2 separate regions of the Homo sapiens genome follow, and region 1 is linked to region 2. A link is an interaction called in ENCODE POLR2A ChIA-PET data of the cell type or tissue named here. Cell type or tissue: OCI-LY7. All regions are shown on one strand. Links, peaks and the distances in the headings refer to the core of each region. The heading gives the core; the rest is flanking DNA.

Region 1 (9,242 bases), core at 1,800-6,799, 53 kb after region 2:
CAGGTGAATCTCTTGAACTCAGAAGTTCAAGACCAGCTGGAACAACATGGCAAAACCCTGTCTCTACAGAAAATACCAAAAATTAGCCAGGCATGTTGGTGTGCGCCTATAGTCCCAGCCACTCTGGAGACTGAGGCTGGAGGATTGCTTGAACCCAAGAAGTTGAGGCTGCAGTAAGCTGTGATTGTGCCACTGCACACTCCAGCCTGGGTAACAGAGTGAGACCCTGTCAAAAAAAAAAAAAAAAAAAAAAAAAAAAAAAAAAAAAAAAAGCAGGTATGTGACTTTGGAAAACAGTCTGGCAGTTCATCTAAAAGTTAAACATAGCATCCCTGTATGGCCCAGCGGATGCACTCCTAGGTATACACCCAACAGAAATGAAAACACATGTTCACACAAAAACTTTTACACGACTGTTCATAGCAGCGTTATCCACAGTAGTCAAAAAGTGGAAATAACCCAAAGCCACCAACCAATGAACGGATACCAAAATGCAGTATTTCCACATAATAGAATATTATTCAGCCATAAAAAAGAATGAAGTACTGATGAGTGTTATGACATGGAAGAATCTTGAAAACAGAAGCTAGGCACGAAAGGTCACATACTGTATGATTCCATTTTTATGATTGGCCAGAATAGGCCAATCCACAGAGACAGAAAGTAGGAGCAGGGGAAATTGGGGGAAGGGACAGCTAATGGGTACAAGGTTTCTTTTGGGGTATTGAAAATGATCTGGAAATAGTGATGATGGGTGCACAACCTTATGAATAGAATAAAAACCACTGAATTGTACACTTTAAGGAAGAATTTAAATGATAGGAGAATGGTTTGTTTTTGTTTTTGAGACAAAGTCTTGCTCTGTCACCCGGGCTGTCGTGCAGTGGTGCGATCTCAGCTCACTGCAACTTCCGCCTCCCGGGTTCAAGCGATTCTCCTGCCTTAGTTTCCTGCGTAGCTGGGACTACAGGCACCCACCAACACGCCCGGCTAATTTTTGTATTTTAGTAGAGACAGGGTTTCACCATGTTGGCCAGGCTGATCTTGAACTCCTGACCTCAAGCGATCTGCCCGCCTCCGCCTCCAAAGTGCTGGGAGAATGTTTTTAAAAGAGAGAATAGCGAGCATTTCCTTCTCCAGATTCCATGCTAAGCACTTCCCATGTGCCTTGTGTAATCCCCACATCAAACCTAGAAGAGAAGAACCCTCATTATGCTTATTTCATAGGTGAGGAAACTGAGGCAGGGAGCGGTTCAATAGCTTCCCCAAGGTGGCACAGCTCTGGTGCCACATGCAAATGCAAGGTCAGTGTGGACGGCATTGCACCTCCACTGAGACCACAGGGTACTTTGTACAAGCTTTTCCTGTGGACAGTCTCCTTGTTCATCTTCCCTATCAGCCCATGCGGGCCTGGAGAGCAGACACCTTATTCAGCGACTCCCCACAACACAGCTCAAGGCCTGGCTCATAGACGTCTGTTGAATGGAAGGAGCACTGCACTATCTTTGCCCTCTCGGCTGGTTTGCAGAGAAATCGACTTTTCACAAAAGCACAGCATCCGCTGTGAAATCTTCAGGCTGCCAGAGGCTGCTTCACGCTCACCCTGAGGTTGCTGAGATGAGAGGCAAGAACCACCTCAAGTCGAGACAAAATGCATTTGTGGTTTTGAAGGAAAGTCGTTAGAAGACAAAGTCTGTCTTCCAAGGCCAAGGTTGCTCCAATTCCGTTTACTTAAAGTAGAAAGAAGACAATCCCTGCCCCGATGGGTCTGCGCTGGCTTGTAGGAAGGAGAGATTTTGCTGAGTATCCAACACTAACCGCAGGAGAGAGCAGAGGGGAGACAGTGGGAGCCAAAGCAAACATTCTGAAGTCAGAGATAATGGGAGAAGGTAAGAGGAAGAATAGGCTTGGAGGCCAAGCAGGAAGCAGGTCTGAAAGGAAGGGTGGGAAGGCAGGAAGCGTCCCGAGCACTTATGAGAAGATGGCCCTCCAGAGTCTGAGGGGGAGGTCTTGGAGGAACCTGGGCTGGCTGAGCTGGAGTCACAGCTGGCCTGGCCAAGACTCCTCCAACAGTCTGCTCCTGGGCCTCCCTGACTTGGGCCTCTCCCTGTCCTGTCATCCTCCATTTGAACCCAAAGTGTCCTTTCAACACACAGATTGTTCCTGTCCCAAAACCCTTCCACGGCTCCCCACTGAGAAGCATTCAGACGAGGCACTCCAGGCCTCAGGGTCCAAATGAAGTCGCAGGCCAGGTGCGGTGGCTCATGCCTGTAATCCCAGCACTTTGGGAGGCCAAGGCAGGAGAATTACTTGAGTCCAGGAGTTTGAGACCAGCCTGGCCAATATGGTGAAACCCCATCTCTACTAAAAATACAAAAATTAGCCTGGCGTGGTGGCGCACACCTATAATCCCAGCTACTCAGGAGGCTGAGGCACGAGAATCACTTGAACCCGGGAGGCAGAGGTTGCAGTGGGCCGAGATCATGCCATTGCACTCCAGCCAGGGTGACAGAGCGAGACCCTCCCTTTGTCCTTTCAGCTTCCCTTCCCCACTTCTCTCTGTGGCAATCCCCTAGGATCTCATGCACCAACCTTCTTATTCTTCCCCAAGTGAACTCCGCCTTTCTTGCTTTTTCCGTATTTTCTCTTTTTCCCAGATATGTCTCATCTCCTCCAATAGCCCCTTGTGGGACTATTTTCTCCACTTCTTTGAATCTCCCTCAATGTCTAATCTGGGGCTGGCCATGGACGCATGCTCAGTAACTACCAGAAAAACGAATCCAGTAGCCAGAAGGATGGAACACAGAAGGATTCTGGGCAACTGACCTGCCTAGTTCACGCTTATAGAGCTTGACGTGTTAGGCCGGGTTCACAGGTTTGCCAGGAAACAGACCCTGGGGAAAGGGTGGGGTCTAAACGGCATATCTGGGAGGTGGACGCTAACACAGAGTACGTTTGAGGGTAGCCACCTTTCTGAGCACCTCCGGCTCCATCCTGCTGAGGTCCTCTAGGAAATGGGAGAAAGCACAACTTCTAGTTGTCCCACCTGGAAAGTAAAGGATGCTGAAGTATTTACCTCCCGTCTCCCACTCACCTGGCTCAGGGCAGTTCCTGGGGTGTTTACACCTGTGGCCTGCTCCTGGCTCAGGCTGAAGGACACCTGTGGTGTGAGAGTCACAGATGCTTGCAGCAGGACCCCATAGGCAGGCTCCAGATGAGTGGGAGGGGATCAGACAGGCCCCCACTCTCCCAGCCTCTGTGCCTTTGCTGTGCTATTCCATCCCTGAACTGCCCTCTTCCAGGTCTCTTCTCCACTAGCAGTGAGCTCCTACACCTCCTTCGAGGCCCAGCTAAACGTTCTCCCTCTGGGAGGCTTCGCCTGACCACCCCAGAAGAGTTAGGGCCTCTCTCCCATGGACTCCCACCAGCACCCTTCCTCTCTCTTTTTAAATTTTATTTTATCATCATTATTATTTTTTTTGAGACGGGGTCTCATTCTGTTGTCAGGCTGGAGTGCAGTGGCACGATCTTGGCTCACTGCAGCCTTGACTTCCTGGGCTCAAGCGATCCTCCCACTTCACCCTTCTTCTCTTATCACTTTGTGCAGTGGCTCCCACAACAGCCACCCGCTGTTATCACCTTGCAACTGTGGTCTTGTCTGCCTGCCTCCCGGACTGCGAACTCTGCAAGGGTGAGGTCTCTGTCTGATTCATTGTGCCCCTAGCAGCAGCAGAGAGAAGGTGTCCTGTGAGTGACTGCATGAGAACAGCTGAATGAATAAGCAACAATAATAACTAACTATGTGCCCGACTCTGAGCTAACTTCCTTACACGTGACGCTTGTTTAATCTACCCAGACACTTACAAGGTAGGTGCTACTGTCACTGTTGACCTACAGATGAGGCAGCAGAAGCACAGAGGGCAAAAGGAACTTGCCCCAGGGCCCCCGCCCCACCAAAAAAACAAGAAGCTGAGTGAGGAATGATGGAGAGGCCCCTCCCAGTCCCTTGGGAGAGCTGTACTCACCCCCTGCAAGTCGAGGATAGGAGACTATTAGCTCCGCCCATTGGCTCACGATGGCTCTTCAAAGCTGCTTTGGGCTAGGAAAGGATCTGCTGAGTCTGCTGGGAGGATGTAGAGAAAGGAAGATAAATGGGGCAGCAGAGAGGGAGGGTCCTGGAGCCTGCCCACCTGTGAGCAGTGAGTTTGAGGAGCTGGGTGGGGGGTGCTGTAGGAGCAGCCGGGGGTGAAGTGCTGGATGAGGGTTGTTGGGCCACACAGTCACTGGGAGGGCAGGCGTGACAGTAGACACTCCCAGCCACACAGCCCCTTCCAGATTTCTTTCTTCCTTTCCTTTCCTTCCTTTTCCTTTCCCTTTCCCCTTCCCCTTCCCTTCTTTTCCTTTCCTTTCTTTTTTGAGACGGAGTTCCACTCTGTCGCCCAGGCTGGAGTGCAATGGTGTGATCTCGGCTCACTGCAACCGAGAAAAGGAGATAACTATCCTTTTCTTATAAGGTGTGATAAGGATAGAATGAATTTTTTTTTTTTGAGGCAGAGTCTCACTCACTCTGTTGTTGTAATAAACTCTGCCTCCCAGGTTCAAATGATGCTCCTGACTCAGCCTCCTGAGTAGCTGGGATTACAGGCACCCATCACCATGCCTGGCTAATTTTTGTATTTTTAGTAGAGACAGGGTTTCACCACATTGGCCAGGCTGGTCTTGAACTCCTGACCTCAGGTGATCCACCTGCCTCGGCCTCCCAAAATGTTGGGATTACAGGCGTGAGCCACTGCACCTGGCTGCCTTCCAGATTTCTAAGCAGTTTCTTACCCATAATCCCATGTGCTCCTCACTTCACCCCAGCCTGGGTGGCATGGGAAGGTGTGGGTTAGATGAGTCTGCACAAGATCACGAGCCAGAGCTGGGACTTCAAATTAGGTCACTTGGTCTGACCCCAAGTGCAGTATTCTTTCCACTGCCTCGTAGCTCTCAGTCCAGCCAGGATGGACCTTGTGGGTCAGATCTTGCTTTCCTGGAGGGACATTTGGGATCATGGGGAGAGAGAGCCAACATTAGTGCATACCAGACAAATTTCATTCCATCCTTGCCAGGAGCGGTGGCTCACACCTAATCCCAGCACTTTGGGAGGCCAACGTGGGTGGATCACTAGAGGCCAGGAGTTGAAGACCAATCTGGCCAAAATAGTGAAACCCTGTCTCTACTACAAATACAAAAACTAGCTGGGCATGGTGGTGCACGCCTGCAATCCCAGCTACTTGGGTGGCTGAGGCAGGAGAATCTCTTGAACCTGGGAGGTGGAGGTTGCAGTGAGCTAAGATGATGCCACTGCACTCCAGCCTGGGCAACAGAGTGAGTGAGACTCTGTCTCAAAAAAAAAAAAAATTAATTCCATCCTTATCACACCTTATGAGAAAAGGATCATTATCTCCTTTTCACAGTTGGAGAACCTGAGGCCCAGAGAGGTTCAGCAACTCAGCCAAAGACACAGCAAGCGATTAGAGGGCTAGGATGGGGACCCAGTTTGAACAGGCCCCAGAGCATAGGGTCTAACAGGCAGATGGGAGAAGAGGGCATTGGAAGGATTCATAAATTAGGATTTTTCCAGCTGGGTTTGGCAACTGCACAGTTTACCTACAATCTACTCACCTTGATGGAGTTTATACCTAGAGATCCCTCACCCTGCAGAACAGGAGACAGACTCCCTGAGAGACCTGCAACTCACAGTTCACCCAAGAGCAGGCATGAGACACCCAGCCAAGGTCACAAGTAAGAGGCGGGTACTCATTTCTTCTGTGGCCACAGGCAACTGAGTGGACTAGCCACAAACACAGTGGTCACTAAGGGTTACACCTCAGGAGCTAGGGGTCCTCTGTCTGCTTCCTCTGAGGCCCAGGGATGGACAGAGGTGCACGGCAGTGCCTCAGAGGGTGAGCAAGGATTTTGTTAGCCTCTATCTAGATCCCGACTGTTTTATGAAATTTGATTTGGCCTCTGGGGAAAAACTAGCTGTGATCCAACAAGGGCAAAAGCACAGATGCCGGGGGGGAAAAAGCTTGTCTCTTAAAATGCAAAAGCTTGAAGGTGCTTTCTGAAGATTGCAGTGAGATAATTCAATGGTAAAAGAGACATCCGTTCAGAACGGATAAAAATTTTGCAAGAATCACAGGGCAGGTTTAGGAAAGATGTTTTTGTAAGTAATATGAGACTAAGCTTGCAGGGACTGTTGAAGTTAGCTTTTAAGGAGAGGTGGAATTTTGCTTATTACATTAGGAAGATTTGGAATGAATAGAGAATCCTCCATGCAGTTAGGGTGGAAGGCACATAGGAAATACCAAAAGTATTGAAAAATTAAAAACCAAAAGCTACAATTGTTTTTGTCTTTGCAGAGTTGTCCAAACACATTCATTTCCCTGGTATCATGTGATCTGCATGACCTTATTATGGCAAAAGAATAGTAAACATTGCACCCTTAAAAAAAAAAAGCAGCTTCAATGAGATGTAATTCACAGACCATACAGTTCAACCATTTAAAGTGTGTAATTTGCCGGGCGCAGTGGCTCCCACCTGTAATCCCAGTACTTTGGGAGGCCAAGGCAGGAGGATCACTTGAGGTTAGGAGTTTGAGACCAGCCTGGCCAACATGGTGAAACCCCGTCTCTACTAAAAATACAAAAATTAGTCGGGCGTGGCAGTGGGTGCCTGTAATCCCAGCTACTCTGGAGGCTGAGGCAGGAGAATGGCTTGAGTCCAAGAGGCGGAAATTGCAGTGAGTCGAGATTGGGCCACTGCACACTAGTTTGGGCAACAGAGCAAGACTCTATCTCAAAACAGAAACAAAAACAAAAACAGGGTGTAATTCATTGAATTTTAGTATCGTAGTCCCCCTTATCTGTAGAGAATATGTTCCAAGACCCTCAGTGGATGACTGAAACTATAGATACCAGTAGACTTGCTTGTTCTGTTTTTTCCTCTTTGTACATACCTAGAAAAAGTTTAATTTATAAATGAGGAATGGCAAGAGGTTAACAACAGTAACTAATAATAAAATAGAACAATTTTAACAATAAGCCAGCATCACTACTCTTGCATTCTGCGGGCATTATTAAGTAAAATAAGGGGTTACTTAAACACAAGCACTACAGTATCAATACTGGCACTGATAACCAAGGCGGCTATTAAGTGACTTACAGGTGGGTGTTCATACAGCATGGAGATGCTGGACAAAGGAATGATTTGCATGCCAAGTGGGATGGGCCGAGACGACACAGGATTTCATCACACCACTCAGAACGGAATACAATGTAAAACTTATGAATTGTTTCTTTCTGGAACTTTTTTTTTTTTCAGATGGAGTCTCTCTCTGTCACCCAGGCTGGAGGGCAGTGGCGCGATCTTGGCTCACTGCAACCTCCACCTCCTGGGTTCAAGGGATTCTCCTGCCTCAGTCTCCCGAATAGCTGGGACTACAGGCGCCCGCCACCATGCCTGGCTAATTTTTGTATTATTAGTAGAGATGGGCTTTCACCATGTTGGCCAGGCTGGTCTCGAACTCCTCACCTCAGGTGATCTGCCCACCTCAGCCTCCCAAAGTGCTGGGATTACAGGTGTGAGCCACCACGCCTGGCCTGGAATTTTCTATTTAATATTTTTGGGCCACAGTTGACTATGGGTAACTGAAACCACAGAAAATAAAGCCACTTGCCCTGTTTTGTGTTTGCTTACACTCTTATTGCTCCCTGAGGTTTTTTTTTTTTTTTTTTTGAGGCAGGATCTCCCTCTTTCACCCAGGCTGGAGTGCAGTGGCGCAGTCATGACTTACTGCAGCGTCAACCTCCCAGGGTCAAGTGTTCCTCCTACCTCAGCCTCCTGAGTAGCTGGGACTACAGGCGTGCACCATCACACTCAGCTAATATTTAAATGCTTTAAATAGAGACAGGGTATCACTTTGTTGCCCAGGCTGGTCTCAAACTCCTGGGCTCAAGTGATCCTCCCACCTCAGCCTCCCAAAGTGCTGAGATTACAGACGTGAGCCCCACGCCCAGCCTCCCTGAACATATTTTATGAGTGTATTGTTTACTTGCCAGACTGTATTCACATAGTTGTTCTAATTTCGGAACATTTTTAAAAAATGAACTCTGTATCCATTAGCAGTCATTCCCAATTTCCTTTTTTTCCCAGCCACTGGCAAGCACTAATCTTCTTTCTGTCTCTCTGGATTTACCTATTCTAGACATTTTACATAAATGGAATCTTACAACATGTGGTATTATGGGTTGAATCGTGTCTCCCCCACCCCTACCAAATTCATAAATTGAAGTCTTAACACCAGTATCTCGGAATGTGGCCTTATTTGAAAACAGGGTCATTGCAGATGCAATTAGTTTAAGAAAGGGTCATTAGAATGGGCCTTAATCCAGTATGTCTGGTGTCCTTATAAAAAGGGGAAATTTAGATATGAAGATACACACAGGGAGAACATCACGTGAAGATGAAAGCAGAGATTGAGGTGATGTTTCTCTACACCAAGGAACACCAAAGATTGCCAGCAAACACCAGAAACTAGGCATGAGTCACAGAACATGTCTCCTTCACAGTCCTCAGGGGGAAGCAACTCTGGATACCTTGATCTTAGACTTCCAGCCTCCAGGACTGTGACACAATAAATTTCTGTTGCTTAAGCCAGCCAGTTTGTGCTACTTTGTTATGGCAGCCCTGGGAAACTAACACATAATGGTCTTTTGTGTCTGGCTTTTTTCACTTAGCATAATGTTTTTTTTTTCTTTACTTTTCTTTTCTTTCTTTTTTTTTTTTTTTTTTTTGAGATGGAGTCTTGCTCCATGGCCCAGACTGGAGTGCAGTGGCGCGATCTCTGCTTACTGCAACCTCCACCTCCTGGGTTCAAGCGATTCTCCTGCCTCAGCCTCCTGAGTAGCTGGGACTACAGGCGTGCACCAGCATGCCTGGCAAATCCTTGTATTTTTAGTAGAGATGGGGTTTTGCCATGTTGGCCAGGCTGGTCTCGAACTCATGACCTCAGGCGATCCACCCACCTCAGCCTCCCAAAGCACTGGGATTACAGGCGCGAACACCGTGCCCAGCTAGCATAATATTTACAAGGCTTTTTTCACTTAGCATAATGTTGTAGCCTATATTAGTACTTCATCCCTTTTTATGAATTAATAACATTCCACAGTATGGATGCAACACCTTTTATTTATCCA
Region 2 (9,242 bases), core at 1,582-6,581:
GCCCAGCCGAATTATTTTTTTAAGGCAAATAAAAACCTGTAAAAATACTGGAAACTATACAAACCTATAAAAATAGGGTAACAATGTGAGAATAAAAATATAAATTGCAACATAATTTTGTAAGCCTAACATAATTATTCAGTGTTAATTCTCCAGTATAACCTGATGTAATGATTACCTGAATGAGCACTGTCTGTACTTTCCCATAATAAAGAATGGCTTCCTCTCTCCTTGTATGTCACCTTGTTATAGAGAACTTGCATTAGTCATCTTTTTACAAGGTTATATGTCTTACCCCTTCAGCTAGACTATAAACTACTAAAGAGAAGGAACCGTTTTTCATAATTCATATCTTTAGCAGTACCTAATACACTGCTCTGTCTATAAAAAGCACTCAAATATTTAATGACCTATTCGCTGCATTTCAAAATTTGGCAGCTCTTTACTTCAAGGAATAAGATGGTTTCTAAGACTAAGGCTTAAGTAGCAATCCATTTCATAGTAATTTCCAGATTATCTCTTATTAAGGCTGTAGGCCAAGCCACATGGCTCTCACCTGTAATCCCAACACCTTGGGAGGCTGAGACAGGAGGATCACTTAAGCTCAGGAGTTGGAAACCGCAGGTCACAATGAGACCCCATCTCCACACACACACAAATTTTTTTAATTAGCCAGGCATGGTGGTGTGCATCTGTAGTCCCAGCTACTCGGGAGGCTGAGGTGGGAGGATCACTTGAGCCCAGGAGGTCAAGGCTGCAGTGAGCTGTGATCATGCCACTGCACTCCAGCCTGGGCAACAGAGTGAGACCCTGTCTCAAAAAAATAAAAATACGCTTTGGAAGGCTGAGGCAAGAGGATCACTTGAAGCCGAGCTTGAGACCAGCCAGGGCAACATAGCAAGACTCCATCTGTACAAAAAAATTAAAAAACTAGCTGGGCATGATGGTGCATGCCTGCAGTCCCAGACACCAAGGAGGCTGGAGTGGGAGGATCACTTGAGCCCAGGAGTTCAAGGTTATAGTGAGGTATGATTGCACCACTGCACTTCAGCCTGGGTGGCACAGTAAGACCCTGTCTCAAAATAAAAATTATTTTTTAAATCTGTTTTTAAATTATTTTTAATTAAAAAAATATAAAGCAACCGAGTCACTCCTTTTAGCTTACCAATTTTTCTAACTTTGCAGTTCTGCAAGTGTGGTTTAGGAACCCCTGGAGGTCCTCAAGACCTTTTCAGGGGTCTGCATGGCCAAAACTATTTTCCAAGTAGTATGAAGGCACTATGTTTCTTTTCCACTCTCATTCTTTCCAGAGTACAGAGTTTCCCAGAGGCTATATAACGTTGAAGACGGAACATGAAATAGGTCACATTTGGAAGATCAAGATAATTCAATGAATCAATATTTTCCAATGGCCAATGCATAATGTTATAAAACCATGTATAGATAAAAGATCCAATCAAAATGCAAAGACCAATGGATTTTAATGTAACAGGACACAAAATGTTCACTGATCTGGTTTCAGATTCTATCAGGATACTACCATTTGTCAAGTTTTGGTGTAGTATCAAAGAAGAATATCCAAAATTATCTGAAAAAGCTATTAAAATATTTCTCCCTTTTCCAGCTACATATCTGTGTGAAGGCAGATTTTCTTCTTCATATACTTCATCAAGAATATTAAAACAGACAATGCAGAAGCAGCTATCTGAACCCAGCTGTCTTCTAGTAAGTTAGGCATTAGTGAGAATTACAAAAATGTAAAACAATGCTAGTCTTCTCACTAATTTTCTTTTGTCTTGTGTTAACATATAATAGTTTATTAGCATTTTTAAATAAATATTTAAATTTTTATCAGATATAATTTCCGATAAATATCAACAGATACAACTCACATAAACAAGAGATCGTTGGGGTCCTCGATAATGTTTAAGATTGTAAAAGGGTCTATAGTTAAAAAAAAAAGTTTTTTTTGAGAACTGCTGGCCTAACTATATGTAGGTTGATTTGGTGTTCCCAATGCTAGGTTTTCTATCCATTTCACTAGGGAAATGCAGCCATTTCTCAGGAATGAACCATGTCAACACTGTACAACTTGGAGCAGTGGTCACTTAAGCTCTTGACAAATGTTTTGCACTCATTTTGCAATCAGCAATCCTCCTCCAATGAACAACAGATTTTCAGCAAAAGGCTTTGGCAAAAACATCAACCATTCTTTGATTCCCATTTCATAACGAGTAATCACTTAGCTATATGATCTGTTTTAAAGGAAAGCAGGGCTGGCTACAGTGGCTCACACCTATAATCCCAACACTTAGGGAGGCTGAAGCAGGAGGATGGCTTGTAGCCAAGAGTTCAAGACCAGGGTGACAAAACGAGACCCCATTTCTACAAAAAAACAAAAAACAAAAAATTTTTTTTTAATTAGCCAGGTCTGGTAATCCTGTAATCCTAACTACTTGTGAGGCTGAGGCAGGCAGACCACTTGAACTCTAGGAGTTCGAGGCTGCAGTGAGCCATGATCGTACCACTGCACTCCAGCCTGGGCAGTGGAGAGAGAGAACCTCTCTGTCTGTCTCTGTTTCTTTCTCTGTCTCTGTTTCTTTCTTTTCTTTTTTCTTTCTTTCCTTCTTTTCTTTTCTTTTCTTTCTTTCTTTTCTCTCTCCCTCTCTCAAAGAAGAAGAAGAAGGAGAAGGAGAAGAAAAATAGTACAAGAGAACGGACGGCACTTACTGAGCCCATCGCAAATGTCAGGCTCTGTGCTATACTTACATTATCCCATAATCTTCAAGACCCCTCAAGACCCCACAAAGTAACACAAAGCAGGAAACTAACTCAGATTTACTTGCCAAAGGTCACACAGTTAATACATGGTGGAATCAGGACTCAAAATCAGGCCTGTGTGACTCCAAAGTCCAGTGCTCTCTCCACTTTACCAGGTAACCTTCATAATACCGGATTGGAAATCAAACCTGTCACTTACTTTCTATGTCCCTGAGTGAGTCACAACTTCTCTCAGCCAGCTTTTTCATGTACAAGATAAGAGGGTTAGTATAGCTGATCTCCAAAGTCCCCTCCATAGCTAATATTCTTAGATTGCAATTCATCACAACCTCAACCTTACAGTTACAGTGTAAAAGTCCTTTGTATGTCTTTCTAAACAGAACAAGAGAAACAATGCAAATAATGGGGAAGTAATGAGTAAAATTATTAGGCTAAGATATAGCTTTTCATGCTTTAACATTAACAATCATCATGAAATACACTATAAGCATTTAGTAGGCATTGTATACTTTTCATTCCAGACAACAAAAGCTCCCTCCCTTCTTTGGCATAAGCTTGGGCATTCGGCCAGCTGACATCTCTAAGGGTGGTAAGCACCTGTTAACATGCTACACAGGAATACCTAACTGAAAGGGATTGCTATAAGGGAGCAAATCCCTCATCATTAGCTTGCATAGCACCATCTATTTTTTTTTTTTTAGCTCAATTATACAATACCCAATGAAGGTATTTGCCAGGCATTTCTGAGAAAAAGGAAAAGTTGCAGGAAATGGTGAAAACTGACACATGGCACTTCAACACACAAACAAAACACAAATCCAAGAAGAAACGTGCTGATTGCAGGACAGTATACAGATGAGGTTTTCCTGTATTTGCACCGTGATGTTGGCTAGGCTATCAAAATTTAGACTTCTTCCTATAACACGGACCATTTGAACACAATTCACTATGTGCCAGATACTGTGCTGAGCCCTTTAGAGACATCACCTCTAACGCTACAGAGCTGTAACATAAGATATTCATTTTAAAAGAGGAAAGGTCTTACAGCTAGTAAGTGACAAAGACTTGAAAACAAATCTGACCAACTCCAGAGCCTGTACTCTTCACAGTACATTTCTGCTGGTTTCAGAGAGAATGAAATGTCACCACTAGGTCAAAACAGAAAAGCAATGTGTAATATTTGAGCCAAGCTACAAGGGCATTTTAAAACTTTTAAATAAAAGTTTTTAAAAGCTTAAAATCCATTTATGGAAGTACCTAGTATTTAGATATTAGCGAAAGTCACAAGGTCACTGTCAAAAATCTATACTTCTTTGGATAACTATCAATACACACACTCAAGACATTTGTAGATGGCTGCTATTGCTATACCTTATATTCTTGTTATGCTCACATAACCTTAAAAAAATCTCTTTGTCCAAAGTAGCCAGAGAGCTGTATTTTACATGATACCATCCTTTTTACCCAAAGCCAGCATATTTTAACATATTACCCCAGGGCCTATTACTGAAGGGAAGTAACATGATTCGGGCCAAAACACAGTAGAAAAGTGACAAGGTTTATGAGGTGACTTACTAGGGGCTTTCAAAGGAATGACTGACAACTGGCCTACCAAAAGTTCTTTCAAACTTTAAAAAAGCTAAAATAAAGTTTTTTAATAGGGGCAAAAATGTAATTACAAAAGTCTTCAATACACACAATTTGAGTTATGCTTCACTGGAATTGAATCACCACTTTTTAAAAGGATCTTAAAATGGGAAATCAATCAAGTTCCAATACTGCTCAGACTAAACCACTCAAGCAAATCAATTTATGAATTTAAAATAAAATCATATAAAGACTCATTAAAAGAGAAGAAAAAAAGAAACAGATAATTTCTAAGAACAAATGTCAGAAGCTACATTGCCATTTCTTCTAATTGTTCATGATAATGTCCATAAAGAGTTCCAAAGATTATTTCCTATTTTGTTTTTCCTCCTGTGCATACAAATCATAGTGGGACAGGATAAAGTGGCAACTAACAAACACCAACAGGACTAACAAACTCAAATCCCCTTCCCTTACACACTGTACTGCTAAGAGAGTACTGAATCCCTCAAACGAGATGATTCCTTCCATGTGTTTCTTTTTGCCTGCTCATTCCCAAATTTAGTGACAAGAACACCCAACTTTTCAAGCCAAATAGATATGGATTTGAATCCCAGATTGACCACTTATCAGCTAAGTGATTCTAGAGTTACTGAACAAGGCTTCATTTTCTCATCAGAAATACAGTAACCACTTTGAAAGGCTAGTGTGAAGATTAACAATAATATGCACAACGCATGCCTGCTATCAGCATTATTATTCATTATGTGCCTGACACATTCTTTTTTGATGTTGCTGCTGTTTGTAATATCACTATTAAATAGCATAAGAAGGATACTCTGTTTCTCACTGGCAAATCGGAAGCAGGCAACAAAGCACTAGGAGTGACCTGTAATACAAACTTGCCCTAGTCGACCTTACTTGTCACAGCAAAGATTTTTATTCTAATTGCTTAAAAACTTTTCAAACTGCATAATGGGTAAGGGGTTTTATTTTGAAGTGATGAAAATGTTTTGGAACTACATAAAGTGGTGGTTGCTCAACATTGTGAATGTTTCATTTAAACTGAATCGTTCAGTTTAAAATGGTTAGCCTTTTAAAAAAACGTTTTCAGAAGGAACGAGGGGGAAAAAATCTTAATTATTCCAATTGAACATTATTAGGTGTAATAACACCCAATAATGACCAACCAACTAAGCTGGTTAGTGACCAACTCAGCTACGTTCATTTAAGATTTCCTGGTACACATTTCTAAACAGCAGCCTGACATGGTGAAAGCAGCCCAAGACTGAAGGGCAAGAAATCTACCTCTTGCCAGTCAGGAGATCGAGACCAGTCTGGCTAACACAGTAAAACCCCATCTCTACTAAAAACACAAAAACTTAGCCGGGCGTGGTGGCGGGCACCTGTAGTCCCAGCTCCTCGGGAGGCTGAGGCAGAAGAATGGCATGAACCCGGGAGGCGGAGCCTGCAGTGAACCCAGATCGCGCCACTGCACTCCAGCCTGATCACGTGAGACTCCGTCTCAAAAAAAAAAAAAAAAAAAAAAAGAAAGAACAAAAAAGAAATCTACCTCTTGCCCCAACTCTGCCACTAGTTGGGTGTGTGATTTTCAACTAGTGCCTTAACCTCTCTGGAACAAAGCAGGACTAAAAGGATCTCGCAGGTTTCTCACAAGGGTAAAACTTTATATTCTTAGCAAACCAATCATGTGAAATAAAATTGCCAAGATTTAAAAAAATTTACAATATACTCCAAATCTGAAAAACTAAAAGCCATCACACCTCCGGTGAGGTGAAAAATATAAATTATCCTAAATAGGAAAATTTTCTCATTTCAGGACAGTTGGGTCCTACTGACTCCTATTTAATGGAAAACAAAAGGCTCTATAATGACAGTGCCAAAATAATGTTCACTGACAATATTATCTAAGGGCAAAGAAAAAAGACTTAATAAAGAGACGACTAATGTGATAAGCTCAAGGTCACCCTTCTAAACGTAGCCGGTGAATTGCAAGTTTTCAACAAACTCATCATGTCTTTTTTCAACTATTAAAAAATGCATTAAATATATAAATATCATACATCATTAGCCTATAAATAAAAAGTGTACACAATTATCAATATCATTTTGCAAATAATTTTTTTGTCTATCATCTTTGGGTTAAAAACACCTCCTGCTACAGGGCTCTGAAAATGCTATAAATCTAAAAGAACCTTACACTGTTGTTCTTGAATCTGCCTGGCATAGAAAGCTACATCCTCTGATATCTTCTGGTATTTTGTTAAATGTAGGCTGTTAAAGAAATGTTTTGGCAACTAACATCTTAACTACCACTAATTAGGTTAAAAGGCTTGTCCTCTTCCAATGTGGCTCTATGTCCTAAGGGGAAAAACAGGAGTATGGTATGGCAAAAGCATGCAAACCTTTTAATTCAAATAAACACTGCCTTCATCTCAAGGTGATCAAGGTTACTAGTTGGGAACACTCAACTGCTCATCTGTTTTCTTCAAAGACGTAAGAAAGGCACTACTTAGATATCCATAACCAATGAAGCAGCAGTAAAGGAGATTTCAAAGGATAACCTGTAAGTTGTATCAAGCTACTGAGAATACATAGTGTTTTTACAACCAGAGCAACTTATCTAACAAACTTAGTGAAAAGGGTTGAGCTACTTACAGATGAAAAGAAAAATTCAGGTACTGTGTCAAAGTTTTCCAAATCAATTATCTAGATTCTGATGCCAGCAATAGATCCAGCAACTGAGTCTTACTTCTCTTTCTGGGAGTTAGCTATATCAAAATGAAGGCACGAAAGCAACAGATGCACATCCTTTCTAAAGAGAATACTAATTTTCTTTTTATCAGAATCATCATCACCTGTATATAACCATCACACCTGCAAACGTTATACCAAAACCAAACAAATTTTCCTCCTGATCTCACTTCTCTTGGGCTCCCTGCTTATACTGAGGGAACCCCAGGCTGCCAATCAAGTAGGCTTGAAACCCTGTAGTTGTCAGGCTTGTTGCTCAGCCCTCACATTCAGTAGTTACCAAGTTGCAACAGTTCCAAGACATCCTTTCTTTCTTTTTTTTTTTTTTTTTTTTTTTTTTTGCTAGTCTTGCTCTGTTGCCTAGAGTGGAGTGCAGTGGCATGATCATAGCTCACTACGGCTTTAACCTCTTGGGTTCAAGCAATCCTCCAACCTCAGGCTCCCAAGTAACTGAGACTACAGGCAAGCACCACCACACCCAGCTACTTTGTTTCTATAAAGATGTGGTCTCATTATGTTGTCCAGGTTGGTCTCGAACTCCTGAGCTCAACTGATCCTCCGCCTTGGTGTCCCAAAATGCTGAGATTATATATATACCTACTTCCACTACCTATACCTATTTCCACTACCTTTATTGCTTTCCCCCCAAATTATTACAATAGCATTTTAATCAGTGTACAGTAAGTTGTCATTTAATGTACTTGATAGGTTCTTGGAAACTGCGACGTTAGAGGAAATAACATATAATAAAACCAATTTATCAGAGGCTAATTGATATATACAACGGTTAAGTTCTTCTTGTCACAAAAACATCACCAAACTTCTAAATAAAAACCAAAACGCTTGTAATATTAAACACTGAAATAAATGTGAGCTATATATATATGTAAGAAAAGTTAACAAAAAACAAGATGACTACTTAATTATTCCAGTTCAAGAATGCAGATGGCCAGAGCCTATCCCAACAACTCAGGGCACAAGGTGGGCACCAATCCTAGACAGAACACCATTCCGTCACAGCGCACACTCACACACACACCCTCACTCACTCATCCTGGGACCATTTAGACAGACCAATTAACCTAAACTGCGCATCCTTCAGATATGGAGGAAACCAGAGCACCCAGAGAAAACCCACACAGACATGGGGAGAACGTGAAAACTCCATGTAGACAGTGGCTCCAGCCAGGAATCTTTTTTTTTTTTTTTTGGTCAACATTATAATGAAACAACATCGAATGAAACATTATTCGAGAACCAGTCGTATTTATTTCAGTCTGTCTTTCCACGTAACATTGTCAAACTCATAAAGATAGTCCTGATAATGTCCTTTATCACTGGGGCTTTCAAACAGAGTAAGGCTTGAATTCCTTATTCCTGCATTCAAATCCTTCTATCAGTAGCTCCAACATTCCTCTCCAAACTTACGCTCTGCTAATTCCTTTCATATATCGTATCGTCAACAAAATGAACCACTTATTTTCCATACAAATCTTGAGCATTCTTATTTTGCTAATGCTATTCCCTCCATATGGAATTCTCTTTTCCATTTTTCTCATAATCCAGTTCTATTTGTTTTCCATGGCTGATACTACACACTACACACACCCTCGCTGAAATCGCTCTATTATTCCCCTCCACTAGAAATAATTTCTTGTTCTTCTGAATTCTGGATCACTCTCTCTTAGGTACTTACCTTTTTAAAACACACAAACACACACACACACACACACAGACACACACACCCACATCCCATACTATCAACTCCCCTAATAGACTGTAAGCTCATAAAAGTATAAAAGTCAGAGTCCATGAATACTTTATCTCTGGCTGGGCACACTGGCTCATGCCTGTAATCCCAGGGCTTTGGGATACCCAGGCAGGAGGATGGCTTGAGCCCGGCAGTTCAAGACCAACCTGGGCAACACAGCAAGACTTGTCTCTACAAAATAATTTGTTTTTAATTAGCCAGGCATGGTGGCACATGTCTGTAGTCCTAGCTACTCAGCAGACTGAATGGGAGGACTGGTTGAGCCTAGGAGGTTGAGGCTGCAGTGAGCCGTGATCACACCACTGCACTCCAGCCTGGGCAACAGAAC

What was found. ChIA-PET counts read pairs that join two places held together with the same protein. Peaks named below come from ENCODE experiments on the same cell type or tissue, not always from the same donor. Only the 100,000 strongest peaks of a DNase experiment are listed, where the experiment ranks them.
Region 1: POLR2A ChIA-PET joins it to region 2 with 5 read pairs; 6 of 35 experiments call an interaction of 5 or more read pairs at or near these places.

The regions. Positions count from the first base shown.
Region 1 is chr9:123,301,189-123,310,430 of GRCh38, forward strand. LOC105376265 (a long non-coding RNA gene) reads right to left here. Exons shown (of 4, transcript XR_930331.3): 2 at 4,831-5,032; 3 at 4,026-4,123; 4 at 3,637-3,720. Among named protein-coding and RNA genes, the nearest start is that of STRBP, 37 kb to the left of the region's middle. RefSeq lists an enhancer at 3,768-3,817. In OCI-LY7, for the core only: no CTCF peak of the experiment used is centred there; a DNase peak (open chromatin) is centred at 4,043; H3K4me3 peaks cover 1,032 bases; H3K27ac peaks cover 1,171 bases.
Region 2 is chr9:123,248,562-123,257,803 of GRCh38, forward strand. All of the region lies in intron 1 of STRBP (spermatid perinuclear RNA binding protein), which reads right to left. Among named protein-coding and RNA genes, the nearest start is that of STRBP, 15 kb to the right of the region's middle. In OCI-LY7, for the core only: no CTCF peak of the experiment used is centred there; no DNase peak of the experiment used is centred there.